Linked DNA regions of Mus musculus: region 1 is linked to region 2. The links are chromatin loops, found by intact Hi-C in ENCODE. Cell type or tissue: heart. All regions are shown on one strand. Links, peaks and the distances in the headings refer to the core of each region. The heading gives the core; the rest is flanking DNA. Region 1 overlaps Rxfp2 (relaxin/insulin-like family peptide receptor 2). Region 2 overlaps B3glct (beta-3-glucosyltransferase).

Region 1 (5,380 bases), core at 157-5,156, 360 kb before region 2:
GCTCCCAAACTTTCTGGAATTTATAATTTTAAGAGAGCAATGGACACATGGATTCAAGATGCAGACTGGTATGATGCTGCTCAAGTGGGGCTAACAAGCATGGTGGAAACAAGACCTTATGGATGTTGAGCGACTGGGTTGGGTGAGGCCGTGAATGGTGCCATTAGGGAGAGAGAACTTGCATTGAGCATTGAGGGAGAGATGTGTTCATCGGACTACACTCTAGTCTCCTGAGAGCATGCATGATCACCAGGTGGAAGAAAACCTGGCCAATGTTAATGTCATATCAGAGAAACACAAAAGAGAAAGTTCACAGTTACTCTGGGCTTACATCACAGAATTCATAAGGGTGAGGTGGGAGGGAAGAAAGAGTCCCACATTTGGAATTCATTATGTGAGCAGAGCAAGCCAATGGATGATTTGGTCCTATTGAATTTGAAATAGTCTGATGAAAGGCTTAAGCTGTCCAGGTAGGGGGTCACAGTTTGAAGATTGCTCAAGGAAACATCTTTACTACACACAGTTGGATCTCCTCCAGTGAGCTAACAGCAAACAGTTATGTCATCTGTTTTCACTGCCCCAACCAGAAGAGTCTTCCAAGCACTCAGCTCTGACTGTCCATGGTGTTCAATTCCACATTTCCCATGGCTTGATGGACATCTATGCTTGATGTGAAATTCAAGCAAGAGGGCTACTGGGCCTGGTGTATCACTTTACACTGGGGCATCTGATCAGGCCTCACATAACTGTATAAGCTGAGGGAAAAGAGCTCTTCATCGCTTTCCATGTGCCAGACTCAGGGCTGTCGCAATGATTTAGACACAGCTCCCACCACGATCAGCTCTTCAGGTGAACCTGCTTATGGGCTGTGAGCGGAAGATGACCCCAAGCTCAGTTTAAGAGCTAGGATAAATCCCCCAGTGGCTCCTGGCAGTTAGCTGTGATCTCAGAAAAGGCATCAGGCAAGATACAAACCAATGATTTTTCTCTGTGAAGTCAGGGTGTTTCCATGAGTTGCGTAGCCCTTCAAAGCCTGATATGTTGCTTCATGGTGAGGACTTTGGAATAGGGTTGATGATTCTATCTGGATCTGAGTATCTGAATCATGGGGGGAATTGAGCAGATACCTCTGTGCATGCCTTGGCCCCCAGGTACCAATCTAGAATTCCTGGTGGAACCAGAGATTCTATGTATGTATGTATGTATGTATGTATGCATGCATGCATGCATCTATCTATCTATCTATCTATCTATCTATCTATCTATCTATCTAACTATCATCTATCTATCTGTCTATCTATCTATCTATCTATCTACCTACCTACTTATCTCTCTGTCTATGTATGTACATACACGTGGTGGTTTGAATATATTTGGCATGGGAAATGGCACTATTATCAGGTGTGGCCTTGTTGGAGGAAATATATCACTGTGGGGGTGGGCTTTGAGGTCCTATGCTCAAGCTCTGCCTAGTGTGGAGGAGAGTCTCCTCCTGGCTGCCTGCCCAAGACAGTCAGTCCCATTTTGTTGCCTGTGGAACAAGATGTAGAACTCTCAGTTCCTCCAGCACCATGTCTGCCTGGATGCTGCCATGATACTTGCCATGATGGTAATGGACTGAACCTTTGAAACTCTAAGCCAGTCCTGAGTAAATGTCCTTGATAAGAGTTGCCTTGGTCAAGATGACTTTCACAGCAATAAATCCCAAACTAAGACAGTATGTATGTATGTATGTATGTATGTATGTATGTATGTATGTATATATGTATGTATGTATCTATCTTTCATTTATATTCTTGGCTAAGAACCACTAGCTAGCTCAGGTAGAAGCAAGATACTTAGAATACTAAATATAAAACACTGGGGTGGGAGTGTTAATTGTTTGTACCGATGCCATAGGTATTTATGAAGAATTAACTATGTGCAAGGCACTGTTCTAGACTCTGGCCTTGTCAATCGAAGGGCCTGAGAAGGCACTGTACCTGGGGATGAGGAAGAGGACTGACCTGGTATCTCCACTTGAAGGAGAGACAGGATCTTAACGACAAACACAGGGATCCAGCAGATGGCATCAGAGAACACGATAAAAAAGAACCGGTTTGCAACAGCCACCTCCTTCCCGATGTGGCTCCTCACTTCTGCAGTCTGAAGGGCTGTTTTATGAATGGAGCAGAACATGGTGACATAGGAAATCACGATGACGAGGAAAGCCAGCAAGTTCACACCTGTTGGGAAAAGTACGCTCGTTTCACACTCTCTGAGTGGCCGGCAGAGAAGCATCAGACTGTTGATACAGCACCTGGCACTGGCCTTTCCCAGAAGCCCCTTCTCCTATGTCCTCAGAGCTCTGTCGCTAAACTTCCCAAGAATTTGGGTTTCTATTAGCCTTAAAAGAGGATTTCAAAGGCATATGTCCTTTATGAAGAATTAGGGTTGGAAGCTGAGATCTAGAATACTATGAAGTCAGACTGCCCTTCTCTTTCTCTCTCTCTCTCTCTCTCTCTCTCTCTCTCTCTCTCTCTCTCTCTCTTCCCCTCTCCTCCCCCCCCCCTCTCTTTCACACACACACACACACACACACACACACACACACACACACACACACACACACACCACATGCACACTTGGTTTTGATTTTAGTTCCTGGAAAGTCACCCCTTAAGGTGATTCTGAGATTGTAATGCACATCTCAGAAATAGATAACAATCTCAGTTCCTTGTCTTACACATATGAATAAAATAATCCTAGAATTTATCACGAATATAATTGCCTTGGAAGCACTATTCTTTAAGCTTTGGCCATTTCAATAAATATAACACATAAAAACCAAAATGCTCTTTTTGTTTACTTTTGCCCACAGTAATTTAAACTACTGTGGTTCAGAACCCTTTAAACAAACTCCATTTAGGAAAGAGATAAAAATGTTAAAGATCCAACTAAATGAATCACTCTTTGGGGGCCAAATGGTTTCACAGATACCCCCCATAACACCGATTTCTTGTTTCTCTCACTTGCTTTATTCTTGCTGTTATAAAACATCCAAAATAGTGATTATCAAATTTCTTTTAATGAGCATAAAATTTGCATATATTTCCAGAGCTTCTAAAAACATTCCTAAACTGAATTTAGACTGTGTGGAAAACTGGTAATGGCTGGGGAAACAGTTTAAATTCAAGGTTATTTTTATCCACAGCATTTCCTAGTCCACAGGCTCACTCTATTGTCATACAATAGGATTTTATAACACTGGTTTGTCTGAGGCTTCTTGTCAGAGAGTTTAGCTTAGCATAAAATAAAATGATTCTATTATAGGTGCTTAATCTACAGAGTCTCGCACCTTAATCAGAGTCTCGCGCCTTAGCTATAAAAGCCAGCCACATCCAACTTCCTTAGCACTTCAACTGGGCCTGGCTGGCCCTTGGAGCTGGGGTCCACTTTGAACCCACCGATTTTTCCTGGAACACAGCTCCCACCCAGAATCCTGTCTTCACTTGGCTGTGCCTCCCCATTGATGGGGCTTCATTCCTCCTTCGAAGCCTTCCCTCGTCCTCAGATGTGGATAGCCTATACTCTTTACCCATGGTGCTTTTCGGCCTGTGCTATGAGGATGCGCAAAGGGTCTGCATCCCGCTGTCCATTCTGCAGTGTCTGCGAGGGCTCTGGGTGTTGTCTCTCTAGTTCTTAATATTGTGCAAGGTCATAGAAGATGCACAGTAAATTCTTGTACGTAGTGGTGGTTTGAATGTATTTACACAGACACATATATGTCGGAGGTCTCTATGAAGATCATCTGCACTAGGTACTACGAAGAAATGAGTCTGGAGGAAGCCTAAAGAGCCTATAGGATCCTGGAGGAACACACTTATGAACTGTCAAACAAGACTGACGTCTGAAGAGAATCAACGAAATGATGTAAACACAGAGTTTTGTTTTCCAGAGAAGGAGATACGGGAACAGAGGCTAGGGCCTCCCCAGGATGGTTTTAAGCGAACCATTTAAACTTGACTTTGAGAGTAGTTTGGGGGCATTGGTGGGTTTCTGATTAGAGGGAAAGGGCTGTGTTCATAGCCAGGGCTGTGGAACAGATCACGTGAGGAGGGGGACTGTGGTGCCAGTCACAGCGGGAGCGGGTAAGAATATGGTGCAGAGGCGAGGTCTCAGATGATGGCAACAGCAGTGGCAGAAGGCAGAGGAAAAGTATTTTTGATAAAGCATCAAGGGGTCGTCGATGAGGAGGATGAGAGGAGACGAAGCAGATGAAATGATGTGTGTTAGGTAAAGAAAGGCTGTGGGAAGAGCCATCATTCCAAGCAGAACTAAGACAGGCTACACAATTTAAAACATTAATATTAAGGTCTAAGACTGCCATTTATTTATAATGGAAAATACAAGACCGTCATTTCTAAGGAAAAAAAAATCAGGGAATTAAGAAAGCTGAGAAGAATTTGCATTGAGGGGCCTCAAGAGCCATGTTTACAAAAGGCAATAAATCTGTGGGTGTTTAGATAATCTGCTCGTCAGTTTCCAGAATTTTATTAATATTTATTTAAATTATAACTACATTGTTAAAATGATTTAAAAGGAGTTTGAGTAATTTGGTAGGGTTTCAGGACTGGGCACTAACTTAGAATTTTCCCAGGTCATATTCACTATGAATGAATAGCAAAAAGAACAAGGAGCAATTAAAAAAAAAAATCACCCAAAGATCCTGAGAGTGTGTCTTTGTGTTCCACACTAAATCTCAGCAATAAAAAGTTTAATTAAAAAAAAAAAAACCTACAAAATGCATGCCAGGAACTTTGTTTGCTTTCAGAGCGAACAGATGTACATCTGATGCTTTGTGCCATTTCTAGAAAGATGGTGGTGTCTCTGTGAAATCAAAGATGAAATTTACCTAGGAAAATCCCAAGGGAGTACCCTCTACTTCCAAAATCTTCTGCTTGGTCATAATGAAGTGGGAAGCAGACTCCATTTTTCCCATAAAAGTTGCCGAAATAATCCTCTCTGGTGAACGGAACGGCCGCTATGAGAAATCCCACCACCCAGATGCTGGCGAGGGCCACAGCAGTCTGGCGCTTGCCCAGGCGCAGGTTGCTGAAAGGGAATACTATGACAAGGAACTTCTCCAGCGTCAGGAATGTCAGCAGCAGCACCGAGACCTCTGTGGACAGCGTGGCCAGGAAGCCCAGCAGGCGGCAGGGCACACTCTCCATCCACAGCAGCGCATACTTCTGATACTGCCCTCGGTACTTGATGTCAAAGACGCCCACGGAGAACAGGTACACCCCCATCAGGCAATCGGCACCTGCAGGAGCCAAGCAGCCCGAGACAGTTGCGCTCAGCATCTCTCCTTTTAATTTCCTAGATCCTTCTTCCTGTA
Region 2 (5,380 bases), core at 93-5,092:
GTGCCTGGACCCTTGCTTGACTGGAACACACTAAGCATGATGTCATGGGGCGTTCTGTCTCCTTTTCTTTTGTTCTTTCAACTTCATCTTACAGTGAAACCCCTCGGGTTTCCATCACTTTAGGCAGGACAGCTGTAACTGGATTCCACATTCCGGAAGGTTAAAAAAAAAAGAGGACTCGGATAACAACCTTCCTTTGTATCCCAACATAGCTGTAACAAACAAGAAAAGGACTCACACGAGTAATCCCTTTGAGTAGGAATTGTGCCAGGTTTAAAAAACAAAAGTCAAGCCATAATTGGCAGCCAGATGCTATGGACCTAACAGGCATTTAAAAAGAAATCAACTCAGGTGCCTGATTGACTAGAAAAGCTGCCCGCACAAACGCTTCTGTGCGGTCCTTCGCTTAACTCCTCGCCTATGCCCGCGCCTGCGCATCTGCGCCCCTCTTTAAAGAGAGCAAGAGACAGAGAGACAGAGACAGAGAGGCAGGCAGACAGACAGAGAAAGCAGGCAGGCAAGCAAGCTATAGGAGAAATGGTATTCCTTCAAAATCTGCCTTCTTCCATGTCCCTCAAAGTCAGGGACCTCATATTTCATCAGCCGTGGTACCCGTCGCCCCAACATTCCTCGCCCTCCAGCCTAACCTAAAAGGCTAGGTCCTAGTTGGCCCCCAGCACACGTGCTTGCTGTATCCCACAAGGACGACTGTTCGACTTCCAGACCCCACCAGGCATCCCAAAATATACCTTTCTGAAAATTTCCATTCTTGCCTTCCAGAACTCTGTTCTAAATACATATCCTCCAGGTGATTTTTCCCTCTCTTTGTGACCTAATTTCTCAAAAGTCTCAGCCCTCCCGCATCTCCAGCCTCACAGGCAAAACTGGTACAATACCAGGAGCAATACCACACAGGGTGGTGCTTCTTAAATGGCGGTACATGGACATTGTGGTTTTCACAAGCCTGTGGGTTGTCTACAGACTCCGACTGCGTGGGTACAGTAATGTGTATGCCCTATACTTCCAGTCCCCACCTAATGACTGTCACGCACAGTATCCAACAGTTACCATCTGCCTTTAAGTAATTAAAAGAGCCAGAATATCCCTTTTCTAGGTTCCTCCGTGACCCTTCACACCAGGGCAAGCCACAGCAGCAGCCAGCGTATAAAATAACACTTGGGAAAACCTGATAATTCACTGATTAGAAAAAGAAAATGATGCTTAAAAATTAGAAATTTCAAAGTGACTATTGGCCTGCATGTCAAACTCCATTACAAGCGGGAATGTTCTAGAACACAAGAAAAATGGTTTCCCTCCTCCTGCTGCCACTCGGAGCACACTACTAAATTTCACATAGAGCTGGCACAGGTGCCTGTTTCTTATTCCATCTGAAAAAATGGGGGGAAAAAATGTTTGTGCTTTTAATAAGACACAGTTTCAGCACCTTGAGGCAAAACAGGCCCAGGTAACGCCGCCAAGAGCAGCTAGAAGGAGCTGCTAATCACAGAACCGCTTCCATTTTTTGTGCCTTGATTTTTTTTGGGGGGAGGGGGGGCAGGCTTCAGAGAAGCGTGCAACCTGACAGGGGTAATGAATAAATAAACAGCAGTTTCTGGGAATCTGCTACTGTGGGAGGCACAGATATTTCCAGCTATCAGATAAATATTCAAATGATAAATGCTAACTGCTGGTCGCCCCTCACGGGGCAACTTTTAGGAACGCTCTCAGAAGGCGAATCTACAGACAGACGCACCGAGGGCCCCTTATCTGTGGTCCTTGCAAGCGCCCACCACAGCTCCAGCGAGACTGACAGCTTTTCCCTCTTCCGCTATCACAGCTCCGAGGCAGGCTGAGCTGCCAACGCGGTCCCAAAAGGATGTCAGTTCCTTGAAACAGTTTGATTCCAACGAGGGAGCGTCCCTGCTCCACAAGGCGAGGTTTCCTTGCTTGGTTGGTACAACTCAGCTATTAAATCTCACAAGATGGCCTTCTCTAAGTGCTCATGGAGTCCCAAGGCAAAGTATCTCGTCCCTGCCCCGCCCCTAGAGAACTGTCTACAGACCCGATGCTAGCTGTCAACTATTTTTAAATCTCTGAAGTGCCATTCACGGAATTAAACCAAAGTTTTAATCCCGTATGAGAGATAAAATGCTACATAAAGAGGAAAAGATCCAGTACCAAGCATAGCTGCAAATTCTGCAATCTTTTGATTGACAAAGCCTTGTTAATCCACGTTTGAACCAGCCTGAGGCATACACCACACTCCAGCGCTCCTCAGCAAATTAAGTCTGAGCATTACAGATCTGCCCTCCCTACTACAGCATTCACAGCTGAGCCCCAGCGGGGAAGAAATGTCAGGGTAACAGTAACAGTTGATCTTATAGTCAGAAGAGGGGTGTCTCTTTATCACTTTAGATTCTATTTACTATCACAGAAATTAAATTCTGGGGGCCCCGGGGAACTTACTTAACTACACCTCTTTAAATGTAAAACCAATATCGCCACCTAGTGGTCAGCGGGCTCCTAAGCCACTGAGGATGTAAATGAAACAACAACACACACAAAAATTAAATATAAACTTTAGAACTAAAGAGAAGCAAAAGGGCTAAAGGAGCCAAACGCTTCGGACAAAAGGAGCCACTTCTAAATGTGAAATGCTGAGATGGTACATCGATGAACACACAGTCTCTAATATTGTATTTGGCATTCCATCCAGGTACTAGGGGGTCAGGGACACAAGAAAAGTAAAGGTGAGCCCTGCCTCACTCTAGTGTGTGAGCATGGGACAGATAAACACAGGGACAAGGGCTGCCATGAAGAGGCCGTGGTGGAATGCCAGTCAGAACTCCAGGGATACGACGTCTACAGATGATGATAAAGTTTATTACACTAGACTAATGTCACTAGCCTGAACAAAAACGCTGATAGCTATGGGTTTTAGTTTGGTATCATTTTATTTTTAATGTGTATGTGTTTTCTGCCTGCCTGTGTATCTATGAATTACATACATGACTGCATGTGTGTGATTCATAGATATGCGTGCCCACGGAGGCCAGAAGTAGGTGTTAAATCCACTAGGAATGGAGTTAGAGACAGTTATGAGTCTCTATGTAGATCCTAGGAACCAAACCCAGGTCCTCTGGAAGAGCAGCCAGTGCTCTTAGCCTCTGAGCCAACTCCCTGGCTCCTGGCTATTCTTTTTGAACAAAGGAACTTTTAAAACGTAGGTAAGTAAAACAAGCCAGTCGGAAAATGACAATTACTCTAAGAATCGTCTCCCTCTAGGCCATTCATAGCAGTCGCACACAGAGACTGGAAGTTAAATGGAGGTCACTTGGGGCTACAGAAAAGGAGAGCAGGGAGTTGTTTAGAGGCTCACAGTATTAGTTTTATTAAATAAACAAGCTCTGGAGATATACGAGAATATACCTGATGTGACTGAACTGTGTCCTTGAGATATTCATTTGTGGGCTAGAGAGATGGCTCAGCAATTAAGAGCGCTGGCTCCTCTTGCAGAAGAGCGGGGTTCAGTTCCCAGCACCTACATGAGGGCTCTCAACCATCTGTAACTCCAGTTTCAGGGGATCTGACACCCTCTTCTGGCCTCTGGACTGTGTGCATGTGGTACAGACATACATGCAGACAAAAATGTTCATACACATAAAATTAAATAATCTTTTCTGTCACTTACTTTTAAAATAAAAGAAACCTCTTTTACAACAGAAAAGAAAGCCATTCAGAAAAAGTAGTGAATTTGGGGGACTCAGGGTAAGTCACACAAACACAGCTTGGTTCTGAGTGATCAGAAATTAATGGAATTCAACCTGTTCTCTGCCTTCAACATCTGTGGAGGAGAAAAATAAATGGGTAACGATCAATAACACAGAACAAAGCAAATACAACAGGTTTGTACAAGGTACAACAGGTTTGAACATGATACAGAAGTAGGAGCAGGAAGGAGTGGCTTACAACCATAGGTCAAGTTGGTACAGAGAGCCCAAGTATGGTGACACCTGCCCATAACCCCGGGACTTGGAAGGCAGCATTCTCTCACCCCTATACCATCACTGTGTGCACATAAACGGGTATGTGCACACACTCATGCAGTTACCCTCAGGGGCCACAAGGGGGCATCAAGTATGAAAGTGCTCATCATTCAAGCAGGAGGACCTGACTTCAGATCCCCAGCACCCAAGTAAAAACTGCCATGGCAGAATGTATCTGAAGCCCCGGTACTAAGAGGAAGACTAGGAACGGGGGCATCCTGAGGCCCAGTGGCCAGTCAGATTAGCCTTCTTGGGCTACTGAATGACCTCCAGGCCCCTGAGAGATCCTGTCACAAAAGAAGGAAAGAAAGGAGGGAGAGAGGAAAGAGAGGAAGAGAGGGTGGGAAGGAGGAATGGAAGAAAGGAAGAGGAGGACAGACTGCCCAGGAACTACACCAAGGTTACCCTCTGGCCAAACACACGCACAGGCCCAAATGTACACTCAGGCACACACATAAACACAGATACACACATATATACAGACACCTGTACATACATACACATATACACATGAATGTATACAAACAAACACATACACACATATATACACACAAATATTCATACATATATACACATACATATACATACACATATATAGACACCTATATATACACAAACATGTATATGCACACGTATATGCACACACATATATACACATGCATGTATTCACATACACACATATATATATACATATATACACGTACACACACAGAGGAATGGTGGAAGGTCACCACTGTTCTGCTGGGTCTTCTCTCTCTCTCTCTCTCTCTCTCTCTCTCTCTCTCTCTCTCTCTCTCTCTCTCTCTCTCTCTGAGCTCAGTGAGAGAACACACATGTATCTCCTGTGCAGGATGCTAATGCTCAATTCCCAGAAACAGAGCTAAATTACCAGAGACGTGAAGGGGCACACAGTCTCCATTCCTGATCACAACTGCTGGGTCTGTGGGAGCCTTGAGCCACCCTCCCCTGCAGCCTAGAATCAGTGCTAAGAATCCAGCGGCCAAAGCCCCAAAAGAAACAGGTACAGCTAGTCAAACAGTACCTTCCGTGTGTGTGTGTGTGTGTGTGTGTGTGTGTGTGTGCGCGCATATATGTATGCAGCATTTCAATATATATATGTATGCATATTTAAATATATATGCACATATATTTTCACGCCACACTTTGTGTGTGTGTGTGTACGCATGTATATATATATATATCCACATGTGTATGTATACAGCATTTTCATATATCTGTGTATGCATATTTACATATATATGCACATATATTTGCATGCCTCTCTTTGTGTGTTTGTGTGTGTGCTTGTGTGTGTGTCTGGGCTTCATAAAGAA

Evidence for each region. Hi-C counts contacts between places; a loop is a spot of excess contacts. Peaks named below come from ENCODE experiments on the same cell type or tissue, not always from the same donor. Only the 100,000 strongest peaks of a DNase experiment are listed, where the experiment ranks them.
Region 1: a loop joins it to region 2, with 2.7 times the contacts of the local background. A loop is called at or near these places in 2 of 42 quality-filtered maps.

The regions. Positions count from the first base shown.
Region 1 is chr5:150,067,025-150,072,404 of GRCm38, reverse strand. Rxfp2 (relaxin/insulin-like family peptide receptor 2) reads right to left here. Exons shown (of 18, transcript NM_080468.2): 16 at 4,895-5,305; 17 at 2,007-2,225. Among named protein-coding and RNA genes, the nearest start is that of Gm38755, 7.5 kb to the right of the region's middle. In heart, for the core only: a CTCF peak has its summit at 2,056 (motif pointing right); no DNase peak of the experiment used is centred there.
Region 2 is chr5:149,710,487-149,715,866 of GRCm38, reverse strand. The region is part of intron 4 of B3glct (beta-3-glucosyltransferase); the gene reads right to left. Among named protein-coding and RNA genes, the nearest start is that of B3glct, 35 kb to the right of the region's middle. In heart, for the core only: CTCF peaks have their summits at 2,505 (motif pointing left) and 4,125 (motif pointing right); no DNase peak of the experiment used is centred there; H3K4me3 peaks cover 939 bases.